2 separate regions of the Homo sapiens genome follow, and region 2 is linked to region 1. The links are chromatin loops, found by intact Hi-C in ENCODE. Cell type or tissue: endothelial cell of umbilical vein. All regions are shown on one strand. Each heading gives the region's core, and the rest is flanking DNA. Links, peaks and the distances in the headings are about the cores only. Region 1 overlaps POC1B-DUSP6 (POC1B-DUSP6 readthrough). Region 2 overlaps POC1B-DUSP6 (POC1B-DUSP6 readthrough).

What was found. A loop is a pair of places that touch in the nucleus more often than their neighbours do. Peaks named below come from ENCODE experiments on the same cell type or tissue, not always from the same donor. Only the 100,000 strongest peaks of a DNase experiment are listed, where the experiment ranks them.
Region 2: a loop joins it to region 1, with 5 times the contacts of the local background. A loop is called at or near these places in 23 of 110 quality-filtered maps.

What each region holds. Positions count from the first base shown.
Region 1 is chr12:89,447,161-89,455,497 of GRCh38, forward strand. The region is part of intron 9 of POC1B-DUSP6 (POC1B-DUSP6 readthrough); the gene reads right to left. All of the region lies in intron 10 of POC1B (POC1 centriolar protein B), which reads right to left. LOC105369889 (a long non-coding RNA gene) reads left to right here. Exons shown (of 4, transcript NR_189732.1): 3 at 4,367-4,481; 4 at 4,897-4,995. Among named protein-coding and RNA genes, the nearest start is that of GALNT4, 73 kb to the right of the region's middle. In endothelial cell of umbilical vein, for the core only: no CTCF peak of the experiment used is centred there; DNase peaks (open chromatin) are centred at 3,951, 4,851, 6,631 and 7,181; H3K27ac peaks cover 4,767 bases.
Region 2 is chr12:89,387,277-89,395,613 of GRCh38, forward strand. The region is part of intron 9 of POC1B-DUSP6 (POC1B-DUSP6 readthrough); the gene reads right to left. LOC124902980 (a long non-coding RNA gene) reads left to right here. Exons shown (of 2, transcript XR_007063400.1): 2 at 7,096-7,421. Among named protein-coding and RNA genes, the nearest start is that of DUSP6, 39 kb to the left of the region's middle. In endothelial cell of umbilical vein, for the core only: no CTCF peak of the experiment used is centred there; DNase peaks (open chromatin) are centred at 3,085 and 3,665; H3K27ac peaks cover 2,556 bases.

The DNA.
Region 1 (8,337 bases), core at 308-8,307:
AAATCAAAATTATTTTTCTCAATTGTAACTATTTGGTAAACTTATCAATATACTCAATTTAAAAAATGGTAACTTAAAAAAATAATATGACATGTTTGAAGTTTCTCATGTGATCTTTTGATACACAGTGCCCAAAATGTAAGACAGTCATATGTTTATTATATATATAATTCACGGAACATTGAAATATGTAAGTGATTTCTAGAAAAGGAAAGAACAAAGTAATTTCTAAAAGTGTACATATCTTGAATTTTTTCAGTAATTTTACTGTGTACGGAACTGTACAAAAAGTACACAAAATTTTCTAAAAGTACAAATCTGAGAGAGCATATTTCTTAGTCAAATTCTTCAAATTTCAACTGATTTTCCAAAGCATACAATTGTTTTTGCTTCAGCTTAATGATGCATTTCCAGTTCTATTTAAAATAAGGAATTATTTTAAATATTTATCATCTTGAAATTTCATTAAATTGCTATCCCCAGAATGCATAGTTCTGAATTAAGAATAATATTTACTCAGCATGGTACTTTACCTGATGCTAGATGTCATTTAAAATAAATTTATTTTATATATTATCAACCTTTGAGAATGGACCAAGTATGGCACAAATTCATTTTACGAACCTAAAGCTTCAAGCAGAAGTGTCCAAGTAAATAGCAAAATTCCTATGAAAGTTCCACCTATGGGGACAAGGTGTTAATACTGTAACACATACAGCTCTATGATATAATCAGTCCAAGAGAGGCAAACTGAGTCTGAGGAGCCCTGAACATGGAGCGACTGGACCTCCTGGAACTATAGATAACGCATGACCTGAGGAACACTAAGAGAGAGAGAGAGAGAGAAACTGGAAGACATAGCCTGGATTCTGCCTACAGCCACACAGTTTGTATCACGGACTTGGGCTTTCTTTTGAGCCTTGCCCCCAAGATTTCCAACCCAACTAACTGAGGATATTTACCAGGAAAGCATAGCTGTGTTTAAAAATAAAAGTCAGGATGGGCATGGTGGTTCATGCCTGTAATCTCAGTCCTTTGGGAGGCTGAAGCTGGAGGATGGCTTGAACTCAGGAGTTCAAGACAAACCTGGACAACATGGCGAGACCTCATCTCCATTTTAAAAAACAACAAAACAAACAAAACCCAACCAGCCAACCACACAACAGCAACAAAAGGCCAATTTAAAATAGGATTCACTTTATAAAAATCACCCTAACTAAATTTGATAAAAACTGATGTTCTCATCTATTCCAAAATAAAATAATACCTGCACACACCAGAACGGCAATAACACCATCAAAGGAAATTTCTGCATACACAGTTCCTACTGCTGAGAATATCCTTTCTCAACAGACAGACAAAAACTGAAAATTAGTGACAGGGCAGAAGTGAGAACCTGGGGAGAGCAATCAGTGAATAGTAACAAAGCCCTGCCAAGGGAGGTAAAGCCATTACATCATTATGAAAGAGAGTTAAAGACATGACAGATCAAATAATTATTCATATCAGGAAGCTATATCCACACAATTAGGCTTGAACAACCTATGATGAGCATGCCATATGGCACACCTTCTGGATAAACAGTAAGAGACAAGTGTGTCTTAAACACAATTCTTCCTGATGAGCATTCTAACACTAAGTTAAGGACTTGTGTGTGATGAAGTCTGGTGTGTGCCAAGGATTTATGTACTTGGCAAGTAGGAATAGGCAATGCTTAAATTCCCAAAGTAGCCTTCACAACCAGTTACTTACAAACATTGGTTGACTCAAGGGCCTATTTCTCCACCTGCTCCCAAACTGGAGGTCCTCAGTACTTTCCGTTTTTTTCCCCACAACCAGAGATATACATCAGGTCTCCTTGGCTACTATATTATGGTGAAAAAACATTTACTTAAGTTAAATCATACTGACCACAAGGAAGCTAAAACCAGGATTCAAAGTGGCAAGGCATCTGATCTGTGTGTCTAAACATCTGGAAGGCAGGTTGGTGCTGGTGTTCAGTCTGTCCTCTGAGGTTGTTTAATCGGAGCCTTGCTTGCCCCCATCATTTCCTTGCTGTGTGTCTGTGAGGAAGTTACCTTACCCCTTTAAGGCTAATTTGTGGAATGTGAGAATCTACATGCATGCTTAGTAGTAAAATGTTTAGTAGTATGTGAAAAATGGTGGCTATTTTTATGGGAACCACAGGCATGTAAATGAGAATGCTCCTAAATTGATTTACTGAAACACTGAGGTAACACATTTGTAAATTAGTTACATTTAACCATTCCACATGTATATATACTTTAAAACATCATGTTATACATAAGAAATACATACAATTTTATGTCAATTAAACAATAAATAAATGAAAGAAAAAAGGGGAAACAATTCCCTAAATATAATACTACATTCCTAGACAAGCAACTCAAATTGGCAAGTTGGCAATTCTCAAATTATTTTATAAATCTAGTGCAATGGCAATCGACATTCCAATGGGATGGTTTTTTGAAACAGAATAATTTTAAAATTCATATGGATAAGTAATAGGCAAGAACATCCAGGAAAGTTTTGAAGGAAAAAACTGTACATTATATAATATTTTAAAGAAATATTCTAAATCTACAATGATTAAAAAGGTATGATAATGGATCAAGAACAAACAGATAATGGATCAAGAACAAATAGATCAAGAACAGAGCAATAAGACAGAAGAGAAAGTCTCCAAAGAGACACAAGTTCATATGAATTTAATGTTTAAAGAAGGTTATTCAAATCAGTGAAACAATACAAATTGAGGGTACTTTGTTAACTATAAATCTGTACCTCATACCTAAATTAATACATATGGATTTTAAGGTTTTATCATTAAAAATAAAACCTCAAGAAGAGTAGCTAAGATGTTTGGGGATTGATGAGGGAATTTCTTTGCATAGAATCCAAACAACAACAAAAAATAGTTTTAAAAAAGGTAATGCAGCTAAACCTATCAAAAATCAGAAACTAAATTCAAGGAGAAATGAGAAAAAAGGAAAACATATTTGTAGCACATGGCAAGAGGTAAATCTTCTTCTTTTTTTTTTTTTGAGATGGAGTCTTGCACTGTCGCCTGGGCTGGAGTGCAGTGGCACGATCTTGGCTCACTGCAACCTATGCCTCTAGGGTTCAAGCAATTCTCCTGCTTTAGTTTCTCAAGTAGCTGGGATTACAGGCAGCCACCACCATGCCCAGCTAACTTTTATATTTTTAGTAGAGACAGGGTTTCGCCATGTTGGCCAGGCTGGTCTCAAACTCCTGATCTTGTGATTTGCCTGCCTCGGCCTCCCAAAGTGTTGGGATTACAGGTGTGAGCCACCGCGCCCTGCCCAAGGTCAATCTTCTTAATTAAAATTACCTAAGGATCAATTTTAAAATGAACAATAGGAAAATGGGCAAAGTACACAAATACACAATCTTCAGAAATACAAATAAACAGCAATCATGAACACGTCAAAACTCACAAGTCACTAAAAAATGAAATAAACTTGATAACATCTTTTGCTTATTAAGCTGTTTTAAGGCTTTTAACATTTTAAATAATTAAAAATAAATAGAAAACCTTTAAAGGTTTTTGTCATGTTGATGTTGTTATTACAAACAGTATTGGAATAGGCATCCTTGAATAGAAATCTTTGTATGTATATCTTATTATTTCTTTAGGATGATTTACTATGTATCACTCAGGGTTCAGCAGAAAAACAAAGTACAGCCATTATTTTAACAGAGAGAATTTAATATAGGGAACTGGTTAAACAGATTTCTAAGTCTGTAAATGCTAAAAGGGAGCTCTGAGGTAAGCAGAGATATTAAATGTATGAAACTAGCTCCCTAGAGTTGGGGAACAAAGGCAAGAGATTGGATTATTAGAAACTAGACACTCAAGAGTTCCCTTGCTGAGAGCTGAGATGGTTTGTTCACAAGGAGGAAAGAGGAATGTTCATTAAAAAGACATTCTGAAAAGGAAAAGGAAATGCCTGGCATTCCTTCTCTATCTCCCCTTCAACTTAAAACAAACAACTCTATGTGCTTCAGAAAAATAATCCAAATAGATACATAAAAAGTATGAGAATGTTGCCACCATAAATACTAAGGCCCACCAAAATTCTGTAGTGATTTGGAAAGTAGGTTAAAAAGTACATATGATATAAAATATGAGCTTTGTAGTGGCCATCATGATCCTGAGTAAAAGAAAAACAAAATACTCTAGGAATTAACACAAAAAATAGAAAATCAAATTACACTAAAAAAAATCTTCCATTGCAAAAGTCAATTGAAGTCAATTTGACATTTAAGTGATGAGTTGGTTGGTTGGTTGGCTGAAAGCAACATAATTTTATTTATGTTTCAGGATATATGATTGTGTGGCCTGACAATCTCAGAAAGTAAAAGCAAAGAAATTGAAAGACATGGAAAGAACTAGGCCGGGACCAGCACTGGGCCTTAATAACCAGTTCACTGAGATGGTAAGGTTCTAAATCTTTAGAAGCCCTAATAATATGTTTTACATAGTGTGACAGCATAAAGCAGGAAGAACTGACTGAAAAATATGTGTTAGCAGACTTGCTGACTACTTTCACCAAATAATTAACTGTCAAGTGGCAAAATAAAGGAGCAAAGCCAATAGCTTCACTATCTATGCAGCACCAAATAACTCAAAACCAGATGGGTATAGATGTGCAGAACAGTTGAAAGCTAAGTTCACTATTTTCCGTGAAGCTCCAACAGCCCCACAAATGGCATTTAGCTCCGTAGTAAACCATCCTATAGGTCAGCAGGAAGCTCATTATGGGCTGACAGTCCAGGAGACAAGCACTTTTCAGGGAGCTACGGTAGTAATTTCCTGTGTGAAAAGCTCACTGCTGTTCTTGCATTCCTCAGGGTGCATTTCTTCTCATCTCAGAGGATGTTTCTCTTCCACAGGAAGAGGAAGGAACCAGTTGTTACTGGATGTGTGGGCTGAGAGCTGTCGGGCATTTTCAGCATGCCTCGGTCTCAGCTGTGGGAACTGGGGATGCAGCTTAGATTCCCAGGCCCGGGACAGTCGGTATTACTGCAGTAGTCCGGGGCGTCACAGTTTAGAAATACAGTATCTCAGCAAGTTGGAAGGCAGAAATAATACCTGGAACACCTCCAGTTCCCAGAAACGTGCTAATTTTCTAAAGGAAATTCTAAAAAGTATTTATTGGGCTCCCAAATAGCATGATTTATAAATCCTTTTGTAAATTTTCCTTTTTTTTTTCTGTCTTCACATTTTATACGGCAGAGTTCAAGTCCCAAATCACGTTTGTCAATAGGAGTAAGGACAAGTTTCACTGCATAAAGTATTCTTTAACTAGGACTATTTTTAAAAACTTTAAGAGTATCAAATTTTTGGTAAATTCATTAATATGTTTTCTTTCCTTGTGACTTTGAAACTTAAAGAGAAAGAAGGTCAAATTAGCATATTTGTCAGTATATCTTAAAAAAATTGGGACTTAGTGATTATTACTATTTTTATTAAAAAGCATATTTTATTTGAAGGGGGGGAAAAGAAGCCTCTGGCTTTCACTGTTAATCTTTTATTACGGTGATACTGTTAGTAAACTTTACAGCTATACAGATTATCTATCTTGAAAAAAAAATAAACCACGTTCCTTTAACAAACTAAAACACTTTAGCATTTTAGTTGTTTTATTTATTTTTTTACAATCCCAAATCAATTTTTTTTAAAAGGTCAGCCATCACATTCGCAACTGTTAGCAGTTTTTATAACATATGGGTCATGAAGTACTTCAAAAGCAAGGATCCAACTAATTTGCAAATAGTCTCTTTCCAGTCTCTAATATTTTCTCTCCTTTCTCTATTTTAAAGATTGTATCTGAAAAAATATTAATGTGTTTTCTGTTTCTAAATGGCAAGAGATCTTTGAAAATGTTGTGTTTTTCCTCATTTACTTGTTAGTTATCATGTATGTTCTGTTTTTTAAATGTCTTTGACAATTTAATTACGTCACTTAATTTCGAAGGGGAATGTTTTTAAATTGTTTCTCAAACCTTATAAAAATTCCTCTTTTACTCCAATTAAGCATCTTAGGGCTTAACATTTAACTTCTTGAGTTACCGAATAAAAAATTACTGTATCCACTTGACATTTACTATCATTTGCAGTTAAGATAAAAAGTCTCTTAACTCTTAAAGGAAGATAAATTGAGGGAGGCACCAGCTAGGGAGTCCAGAGACCTGGATCCTATAAATGCCTAAGTTCATTTCCTTTCATACCCTTAGAGCAGGGACAGGAGAAACATACCGCAGAGCCACTAAACCAGCACTTAAAGATACCATACAAATGTCTGTTTCCTAATGCTTAGGAAGCAGCCACAAAGTTATAGATAAATACACCTAGTTTCAGAAGTCATATGCCCTAAACTGACAAATCAAATGCCACCATATAAACTGCTGCAAAGTTTAAAAACTTTACATTGCGTATGACCATTTTACACTTTCAAAGTTGTAAGTTTTAGTTTTAAGACACTGAAGTTCACATACACTGTGTTCTTTTAGTCTTTCCAAATCTTTGCTTATATAAGCAGTTAGGAACTGAAATAACTCTGAACTAGTTACTCAATGTTGTCTAGTAACCAGGATGAACTGTTGCCACAACATTCATGGAAATATTCTCTCTGTGTCTGCAAGTTTATTCTTTGTGTGTCCATATATTTTGTCAGCACGTTAATATTTTTCAGATAGTATACACCATATGACAATCTCCATGAAAGTGTATAACCTTTTTCTTCCTAAAAATAGGCTGATGCAAAAAAACTTTCTGAAAGAGAATCCAATGCACTTTGCTAGAAAATAAAAATCTAAATGACATTTAGGAAGGGAGTGTGCTTCCCAAAGTCATGGAAATGGCAGAGTATCTCTTGCACTGATTCAGCCGATCACTTTTCTGATCCTAGAACAGAACACAGGAAAACCACGATTCTTTTTCTCTCATCAGCCCCTCTGCCAAAATGATGCAGAGCCAGGAGATATTCTCAGCTATCCTGAGATTACTCAAGGCTACATCTTACTGTCCCTGGGGAAGGGAGATAGGGAATCCCACAGCTGACATTCACTCTGTCAGGAAATCCTCTTGGCTCTGCCTTCAAAATACACCCAGAATCCGATCGCTTATCACCACCTCCTCTGCTACCTCCCTGGGTCAAGCCAGTATTGCCTCCCGTCTGAGTATTTCATTAGCTTCCTAATTAGTCTCTTTGTCCACCCCCATCAACATCCCCAGCCTGTCCTCTTACAGCAGGCAGAGTGAACCTGTTAAGACACAAGTCACGTCATGTCCCTCCTCTGCAGGAAACCCCCCAGTGGCTCCTATGTCACCTGCAATCTGGCCTTCCATCTATCACTGCTCCCACTCTCCTGGAGAGCCCTTCCCAGATAGCCATGACTTGCTCCCTTCACTCCTTCAGCTCTTTACTCAAATGCCACCCCTGTCACGTGACTCTTGTCCTGGCCATACTAGCTAAAATGGCAGCCCTCTACCTATCTTTTCCTCTCTGCCTTCAGTGCCTTTTTCACCTTTGCATTCCCTGTACTATATACAGTTTATTTTTTAGATCTGTGAATTGCCTCTCTCTGACTGGAATGTAGAATGTAGGCTTCTCTGGAGCAGGTATTTTTGTTTCTTCACATTCTCTAAAGCCAAGAATAGTAAGTTAATAAATACTTATTCAGAGACATGTATGTGTGAGTAGGCATCCTTCCTGGATCCCACCACATCTGCTGTCAGTTGACTTAGGCAACTTAAAGATTCTAAACTAGACTGATGCATTTTTATTACCATGGTTCATATGTGTTTGATTTCTTCTGAAGCAACTACTTATACCTCGCTTTCCCTCCAGGCACGGTGGCTCATGCCTATAATCTCAGCACTTTGAGAGGCCGAGGTGGGTGGATCACTTGAGGTCAGGAGTTCGAGACCAGCTTGGCCAACATGGTGAAACCCTGTCTGTACTAAAAAATACAAAAATTAGCTGGGCATGATGGCAGGAGCCTGTAATCCGAGCTACTCAGGAAGCTGAGGCAGGAGAATCACTTGAACCCAGGAACTGGAGGCTGCAGTGAGCCGAGACAGTGCCACTGCACTTCAGCCTGGGTGACAGAGTGAGAGACCTTGTCTCAAAAAAGAAAAGAAAAAAGAAAAAAAGAACTGGTCAAAGGTTTTCTTCTAGAGAAGTCCTCTAGCTTACTGCAGCCCATTAATGATTTCCTCTGAATACTGCCCAATAACAATCTTTCACTGACATTTATGTATACTTGACATCTAATGTTCTGAAACCAA
Region 2 (8,337 bases), core at 7-8,006, 60 kb before region 1:
CACAGTGTGGCCTGCCGAACTGTGCAGTTTACATCTAACCGACATAGAAAGCTTCTGCCTTTCAGCAAATCAAACGAGCATTCGAGTTAAATGGCCACACTTTCATTATTGTTCTTATTATTCACAGTCTGCATTACTACCACAACAGTGGCACCGTTAAGCAATCCGTCATTTGGGCCAAACGTGAGTTTGAGGAATTCCACAGAGATCTTTTCATATTTGACCCAATAGAGTCTTCCAAGGAGTCTTCTGAACCACTGGGGTCAGGAAGGAGACATGAATTTTAAGGGTTTTACTACCAAATGTCCTTTGCTTTATTATTATCATTATTATTATTATTATTTTTAAACAGGGTCTTGCTCTATCTCCCAGGCTGGAGTACAGTGGCTGGAGCGTGGCCCACTGCAGCCTTGACCTCCCAGGCTCATGTGATCCTCCCACCTCTTGGCCTCCCGAGTAGCTGGGACTACAGGCACACACCACCACACACAGCTAATTATTGTTTTTTTTTTTTTTTTAGAGATGAGGTTTTGCCATGTTGCCCAGGCTGGTCTCAAACTCCTGAGTTCAAGCAATCCTCCCACCTTGGCCTCCCAGAGTGCTGGGGTTACGGGTATGAGCCACTGCACGTGTCCCTTTGCTATGTTTAGAAATTTTTAAAATAAAAAACAGTTATCCATGTTTATGGTAGAAAATTTTGAAAGTAAGAACCATCTAAATAAATATCACCCATTACCTCATTAACCAAGGATAATGCTATAAACATTACTGTTTTCTTTTTCTTTATTTATTTCTTCTTCTTCTTCTTTTTTTTTTGAGCCAGAGTCTCCCTCTGTCGCCAGGCTGGAGTGCAGTGGTGCAATCTCGGCTCACTGCAACCTCCGCCTCCCTGGTTCAAGCAATTCTCCTACCTCAGCCTCCCGAGTAGCTGGGACTACAGGCACCTGCCACCATGCCCAGCTAAATTTTCTTGTATTTTTAGTAGAGATGGGGTTTCACCATGTTGGCCAGGATGGTCTCAATCTCCTGACCTTGTGATCTGTCCACCTCAGCCTCCCGAAGTGCTGGTATTACAGGCATGAACCACCGCACCCGGCCTCTTCTTTTTCTTTCAAAATTGTGTTTACATTTTCAATATAAAAGTGGCATAGAAAATGTGGAAAACAGGGAAAAGAAGAAAAAAAGTCCATAATTATTCCACCTTAACTACTATCAAAATTTTGGTACATTTTTTCCTTAGGTTCTTTTTTGTCTTTATGAATAACATTCCTCCTTTAACATGGCAGCAACCAAACTGTATATACAATTTAGTATTATGACACTTTTGCCTGACATCATCAGAAGCTTTTTCAGGGTGACAAGTTTTGTTTTCAAAAATTTTCATTTCTACCAGCACTCTAATACTACATAGAGTAGTTATATTGTTGCTTACATTAAACTATTTCCCTAGAGTTAAAATTTAGTTTGTTTCCAGAATTTGTTATTAGAAATACCATTGTGTCAACAGTACTACACTAATAATTTTATTTTATTTTATTTTACTTTTGAGATGGAGTTTCACTCTTGTTGCCCAGCCTGGAATGCAATTGCACAATCTTGGCTCACCGGAACCTCCGCCTCCCAGGTTCAAGCGATTCTCCTGCCTCATTCTCCCAGGTAGCTGGGATTACAGGCATGTGCCACCATGCCCGGCTAATTTTGTATTTTTAGTAGAGATGGGGTTTCTCCATGTTGGTCAGGCTGGTCTCGAACTCCCGACCTCGTGTGATCCGCCTGCCTCGGCCTCCCAAAGTGCTGGGATTACAGGCGTGAGCCACCGCGCCCGGCCTATAAAATTTTTTAAAGATCCTGGAAGTGGTATAATTCTGTTATCTCAAGTTGTTTCTATTATGTAACAGACAATTATTGAGTGCCTTGATACATGCAGGATGTTAGAATAGCTAACAGAATAAGATATAGACCCTATACTCTGGAGACTAGTCATATAGCAGAGATAGATACTTATACCACACCTTTAAGTTCACCTTGAGAAGTACTACAATAGAAGTGCCAGGATCTAATGTACAGAAATCATTTGTTCTGTATTTGGCTCATAGTAAGTGCCCAGTAACAAAATGATGACAATAATGATGACTGCAGCCACCACACTTTTTCTTTTTGAGACAGAGTCTTGCTCTGTTGCCCAGGCTGGAGTGCAGTGGCACGATCTCAACTCACAGCAGTCTCCACCTCCCAGTTCCAGCGATTCTCCTGCCTCAGCCTCCCAGGTAGCTTCAATTACAGCATATGCCACCATGCCCAGCCAATTTTTGTATTTTTAGTAGAGGCAGGGTTTCACCATGTTGGCCAGGCTGGTCTCGAACTCCTGACCTCAGGTGATCTGCTTGCCTCGGCCTCCCAAAGTGCTGGGATTACAGGCGTGAGCCACTGCACCAGGCCAGCCACCACATTTCTCATAGAATCATTTAAATGCTGGTTTCCGTGATCCACATTTATAGAAAAACAAAATCAAGAGAGCAACGAAAAGTTACTCATTAATTATAAAATCACTGCTAACCCACTATATGTCTAGGCTATGGCAGCAAATAGCAAAGATTATGAAGTTCCTTTTAATTGCTAAGACAAAGTTCCTCATAGAACACAAACCACTTCCATAGTAATATACTAATAGTGTGAGGTCAAACCAACTTAAATGCTGTCAGACAGCATGACTGTCCTCTTCTGAACATGACATGGGTCAGATAGAGTTATTTTTAGATAAGAGATAAGTCAGCTTAACTACACTTCTATGTCTTTAAAAATAAAAGCCCATATAACTTTGGGGACCAAGACAGATTAAGGGAATGCTAAAATTTTCCATAGGTAGATTTTTTTTTTTTTTGCATGTAATTCCTGATTCCCACCATTGCTTTCAGCAGCCCGGTCCACAGACCTGAACAATGGTTAATGTTTAAAAAGGTACAGCGTGTTCTGCTTAACAACTCTGCTCATTTCCTCTTCCTGATGGTGCTGCTGTGATTGCAGAACTCAAGTAAGGGCTTTTTACTATATGAGAATACATGAGAAATGATGCTCAAGTCATAATAAATGTGAGATTAAGGTCACTTGAAGATAAGAAGGTTGCAGCCTTAAGGAAAAACTTCAGTTGGCTTGGACCTCTGCGGGGGCAGGTTTACTGTAGTTTGTGGAAATAACCCACAGCTACTACTGAAATATGTGTAAGGATTTCAGACAGGAAATGAAGGAAATGCTGCATTAAACTAAAAGCACTTTAGGATTTAAATAAGCCGAATATAGATTCTCTGGTGAGAATTTGATCAGGGCACTGCTGGCATTGGCCCACCCTCTCATCTACAGTAGTGGAATTACAGTCTGCCTATCAAGTCCAGAATACAAAGTGCTTTCAGTCCTCTGACTATCCTCTTTCCTCTTTTATTAATTCCATTTCTCATTAAAATCCCCTGTACAATGTTCCATGAGAGTGAGCTCAAGGCAGCTACTGACATTTCCCATAAATGATACGCCCAATCTTCTTCCTACTAATCCAATTAGTTCTACTTCCTTCAAACTTCATTCAAAACTCAACTCATCTGATCTATGCCTGATGACCTTACAGTCATTCCTTGTCACTGTAAACCCTCAGCAGTTATTGTTGACTGATTTGCTCACTATGACCATGTGTTTACTTGTGCCTGGCATTAGGCTTGGTGCTGGGGCTACACTGATGAGTAAACCCCAGTCACTGCCCTCATGGAGGTCACAGTTCACATGAAAAAAACATCCTAATAAACTGTGATAAGGGCAATGGTCAAGATAGGCATGCGGAAGTATGAGGACAAGACATTCATCCTCTGGGGTGTCAGAAGGCTTCCTGGAAAAGCTGATGCCTGAGCTGGATTTTCAAGTAGAGGAAGGTCGGGGAGATATAGATGGTAGGTAGTGTAATCCATGAACAGTTGAGATGGCCCTGTGTGCCATGGTATGCTTGGGTGTATTCATGACTTTCACTTCATGAGAAGTTCCCTGTATTTGGGTTCTTTTCCTACAATTGAATTATAAGCTCTTCCAGGAACCATATTTTCTACTTATTTTGCCTTCTTCCCCTTGGGTCTCTTACAGTCCCCAGAGAGTTTTAAAGAGTTGTGTTTCACCATCCTGGGAAACACACTGCTGACTCACTGACCACCTCCAGGCCACTCTGCCCACCGTGTGTTAACAAGACTGTGTGGCCATGGAAAGATATGTAAGGCTGCAAGCCTTTTATCAGCTGTCAGGATAGACCCAGGAAGACACACAGGTCTGACTCAAAGCACATATATACTGCCTAATGGAAGAAACCATCCAAACCACTTACCCAGAAGTTCCACAAGCCCATCACATGCCATCCTTCCACTATTTCATATTCTTAGCCTTTGGTATGGTGATTTAAATTTTACATTCAAAGAGTTCTGCACCAATATTTCTATTAAGATTTCATTGGATAATTTTAAAAAGTCACTAAGCAAGTATGGAATGGATTTTCTACTCATCCCACAGAAACAGAAAGTAACCATTTTTTAAAATTAAAATCTTAAAATTGATATGGTGGATACTTTTACTGAGGTGGTCCCTGCCTCAAAAGTTGCCACTGCTGGGCAACTCACTGTCCTCTCTTAAGTCATGTGACTTTCTTTAGCAGTGGAAATACTTAGTGCACCTCATGAGTCTTGGAGAGTTTCGTTGAGTTCCTTTGCTTTGCAATGAGAAGATCGGATCCAGGTTGAGGTTGAGGGCGGGTATATGTGCTTTGTTTCCGGCCTCATATTTGGCCTCTAGGTAAATAGAACTCCACATTTCAAGGCTACCAAATCTTTCATGGATGGTTAAATCCCAATCCCTCCCCCACTCCAGGGTCAGGGGTGGAGGAAGGAGGAGAGGTAGAACAACAGGGTAAACTGAAAACAATCAATCAAAAAAAGACAGAAAAAAAGCACCGAGCCAGTTTCACAGGCTCCGTTGCTCCAAAGCCATCATTTCAAGGTTATGGCTTTAAAATTATGGAGGAGGCAGCTTTCACCTGAGCCCTCCTTAATGGAAACAGCTGGAATCTAGCCTGCCTTTGGAAATAAGAGAGGACAATCCTGGAGCATAAAGCCAGCTGGGAAAAACTGGTCACTGAACACAAAGCTTTTTGAACTACCAAATAAAATACATGGGTACTTTATTTCCGATGACCCAGTAGCAGGGCCTAAATCATATTTGAGTGTGAAAATGAAATTAATGGCCTGTGTAAATTCCCCAACTAGAGTTTCCAAATTCTGGTCACCGGTGTCCTAACAAGCAAACCGCACAGGGAGGAGATGGTTAAATAACAGCCACTTCCAAACCCAAGGCTCTATACCACTGAGGAGGAAGAAAGACAAGCCATACTTCCTAATTTAGTTAAACTAAATAGTATCCAGATCCAGTTACCCATTTCAAACATATTAGAATAACTTTATGCAAATACTTTGGGAAAGCAAATAATATTCATGAGTGACCTTAACTACAAGCCCCTGTGTCCTTATTAGTCTATCAGAGATATTAATATTAGAACTTAACTCAAAAGACAGTGAGGACATGTTTTCATATAAAAAAGACATGTAGGCCAGGCAAGGTGGCTCACACCTGTAATCCCAGCACTTTGGGAGGCTGAGGTGGGCGGATCACGAGGTCAAGAGATTGAGACCATCCTGGCCAACATGGTGAAACCCCATCTCCACTAAAAATACAAAAACTAGTTGGGCGTGGTGGCACGTGCCTGTAATCCCAGCTACTCGAGAGGCTGAGGTAGGAGAATCACTTGAACTCAGGAGGCGGAGGTTGCAGTGAGCCAAGATCGCACCATTGCACTCCAGCCCGGGTGACAAGAGCGAAACTCCATCTCAAAAAAAAAAAAAAAAAAAAAAAAAAGACATGTAATGTTTTCAAGTCCTCACATGGTAGGCACCTAAAGGTAATTTGCTTCCTCCTTTTCTTCCACGATTCTGACTCCATTTTCTTATGATCTTGGCAGTTGGCTATAAAACCAACTTCTGGCTTTTCTTTGCTCATGTTTGCATTCCCAGCAGGGTCTTGAAAACTCATCGAGAACAGAAATCTTGTCTGATATGCTGTTGTTCCCACAGAGGGCTGGACATAGTAGGTAGACAGTAGGTGCTCCATGCATTTCTTTTTATGCCTGCAATGAACTGCTTCACTCTTTTCAGATGTTTCTCCCCTCTTAATTACACACAAAGGATGGTAAGAAAACATAAAATGTTTTTCAATACTTCATGGCCTTTCCCCACATTTTAAGACAACCAGTCTAACAGGAAAGGAACCAGAAGGGGGAAGCTATTTCTTAACATATTTGACCTAATTAAAGGGCGATGCCTGAATTTCCCAACGAGGACAGCATTACTGGAGAGATAACCCTCCAAATGGCTTTTTAAGTACAGTCCCAGCAAAATGAAAGTTTAAAGGAATTATCCATCCAAGAGTGTGTTTTACAGATAACCCCTTAGCTTTACTGAACACAGCTCTCTAATCTGTTGCAAAATACCAGCACTCTTGTGGCTGCCTCATTGATACCATCAACCACCAGGCAGAGAAAGTTTGGGGTGACTTGAACTTCTATAGATAGACTTCTATAGACAGATACTGAAGGACATTCAAGATTACCCAGTTTTGCATTTCACAGATAAGCAAGCTGAAGCCAGAGAAGTTACATATGTTAGAGATGCAAAGATGAGTATGACGTTGTCCTTGCACTCAGGGAGCATGCATTCTAAGAGGGAATGAGAGACAAGAAATATTCAGCTGTACAACAACACAGAGTGATGAACGTAAAGGATAGCATGAGGGCCAAAATTCAGTTAAGGAGAGTGAGTCACTTACTTTAAGCCCTAAATTTAAAGGGACACCAAAAACTCAGTAATCAAAGAATATTATAAAGATAAAGACAGTATCACTAGCATTACTAATTTTTTCTTTTGATTCAGGCTCCAGTATGGCTCAGTAAGACACTATTGCTGATCCTGTCATTAGTATTTTAATAATTCGTTCACATGAATTTTTGTATTTAAAATATTGCAGGCTGGGCGCAGTGGCTCACGCCCGTAATCCCAGCACTTTGGGACGCCGAGGTGGGTGGATCATGAGATCAGGAGTTCGAGACCAGCCTGGCCAACATGGTGAAACCCGTCCTGAATAAAAATACAAAAACTAGCCAGGCGTGGTGGCACACGCCTGTAATCCCAGCTACTCTGGAGGCTGAAGCAGGAGAATCACTTGAACCTGGGAGGCGAACTTTGCAGTGAGCTGAGATTGTGCCACTGCACTCCAGCCTGGGCGACAGAGCAAGACTCCATCTCGAAAAAATATAAATAAATAAATAAATAAAGTATTGCATTAAAATAGTCTTTCTCTTAGTTACTGAGTTTTTTGTTGCCACTTCCCCCTGCCTCCCTCTAAAATTTTGTACCCTAGGCAAGGGCCTCACTGTCCTCTCTGGGAGAATCTACCAGAGGCCAGGGTGGGGCTGGGAGGAAAAGGAGAGGCTTTTATGTGTATTCCAGCAGAAGTGCAAGGTTTTTAATTCCAATTTCAAAAGGCTTACAGAGCAGCTCTGCCTTGATCTGTTTTAACATTTTGTATGACAGTTTGCTATATTCCTTGTTTGGAAGAAAGAGATTCTCAGGTTTAAAAAATGTTTGAAAAGTTCTAACAGTAATGAGAAACAATTAGATTTAAATACATAAGGCCCATCACATAGATCGTGGGGTGTGAGCAGGTGATTTGGGGGAGAGAGTAAAGAGCCAAGACAGAAGGGTCTGAAGACGCATAGCCTCTGCCTGTCCCACCAGAGGTGCCATGAGTTTCAAAGGTCAGCTGTTTGCTTTCTTTTCAAGCTTCCTCTGTAGAGTCCTGTCAGCAAACTCATTCCACGGCATGTTTGGCCATTTTCCTAGGCCAAATGGCTTGCATCCCCACTTTGTGGGAGAGGGGGACTAAAAGGATAATTTTTAAAAATTGACTATTACAATAGAGTCTTCTTCTCTTAGACAAATGGTTAACATATGGGGAGGGTAGGCCGGGCGCGGTGGCTCACGCCTGTAATCCCAGCACTTTGGGAGGCCGAGGTGGGCAGATCACGAAGTCAGGAGATCAAGACCTTCCTGACCAATATGATGAAACCCTGTCTCTACTAAAACTATAAAAAATTAGCCGGGCATAGTGGTGGGCACCTGTAGTCCCAGCTACTCAGGAGGCTGAGGCAGGAGAATGGCGTGAACCCGGGAGGCAGAGCTTGCAGTGAGCCGAGATCGGGCCACTGCA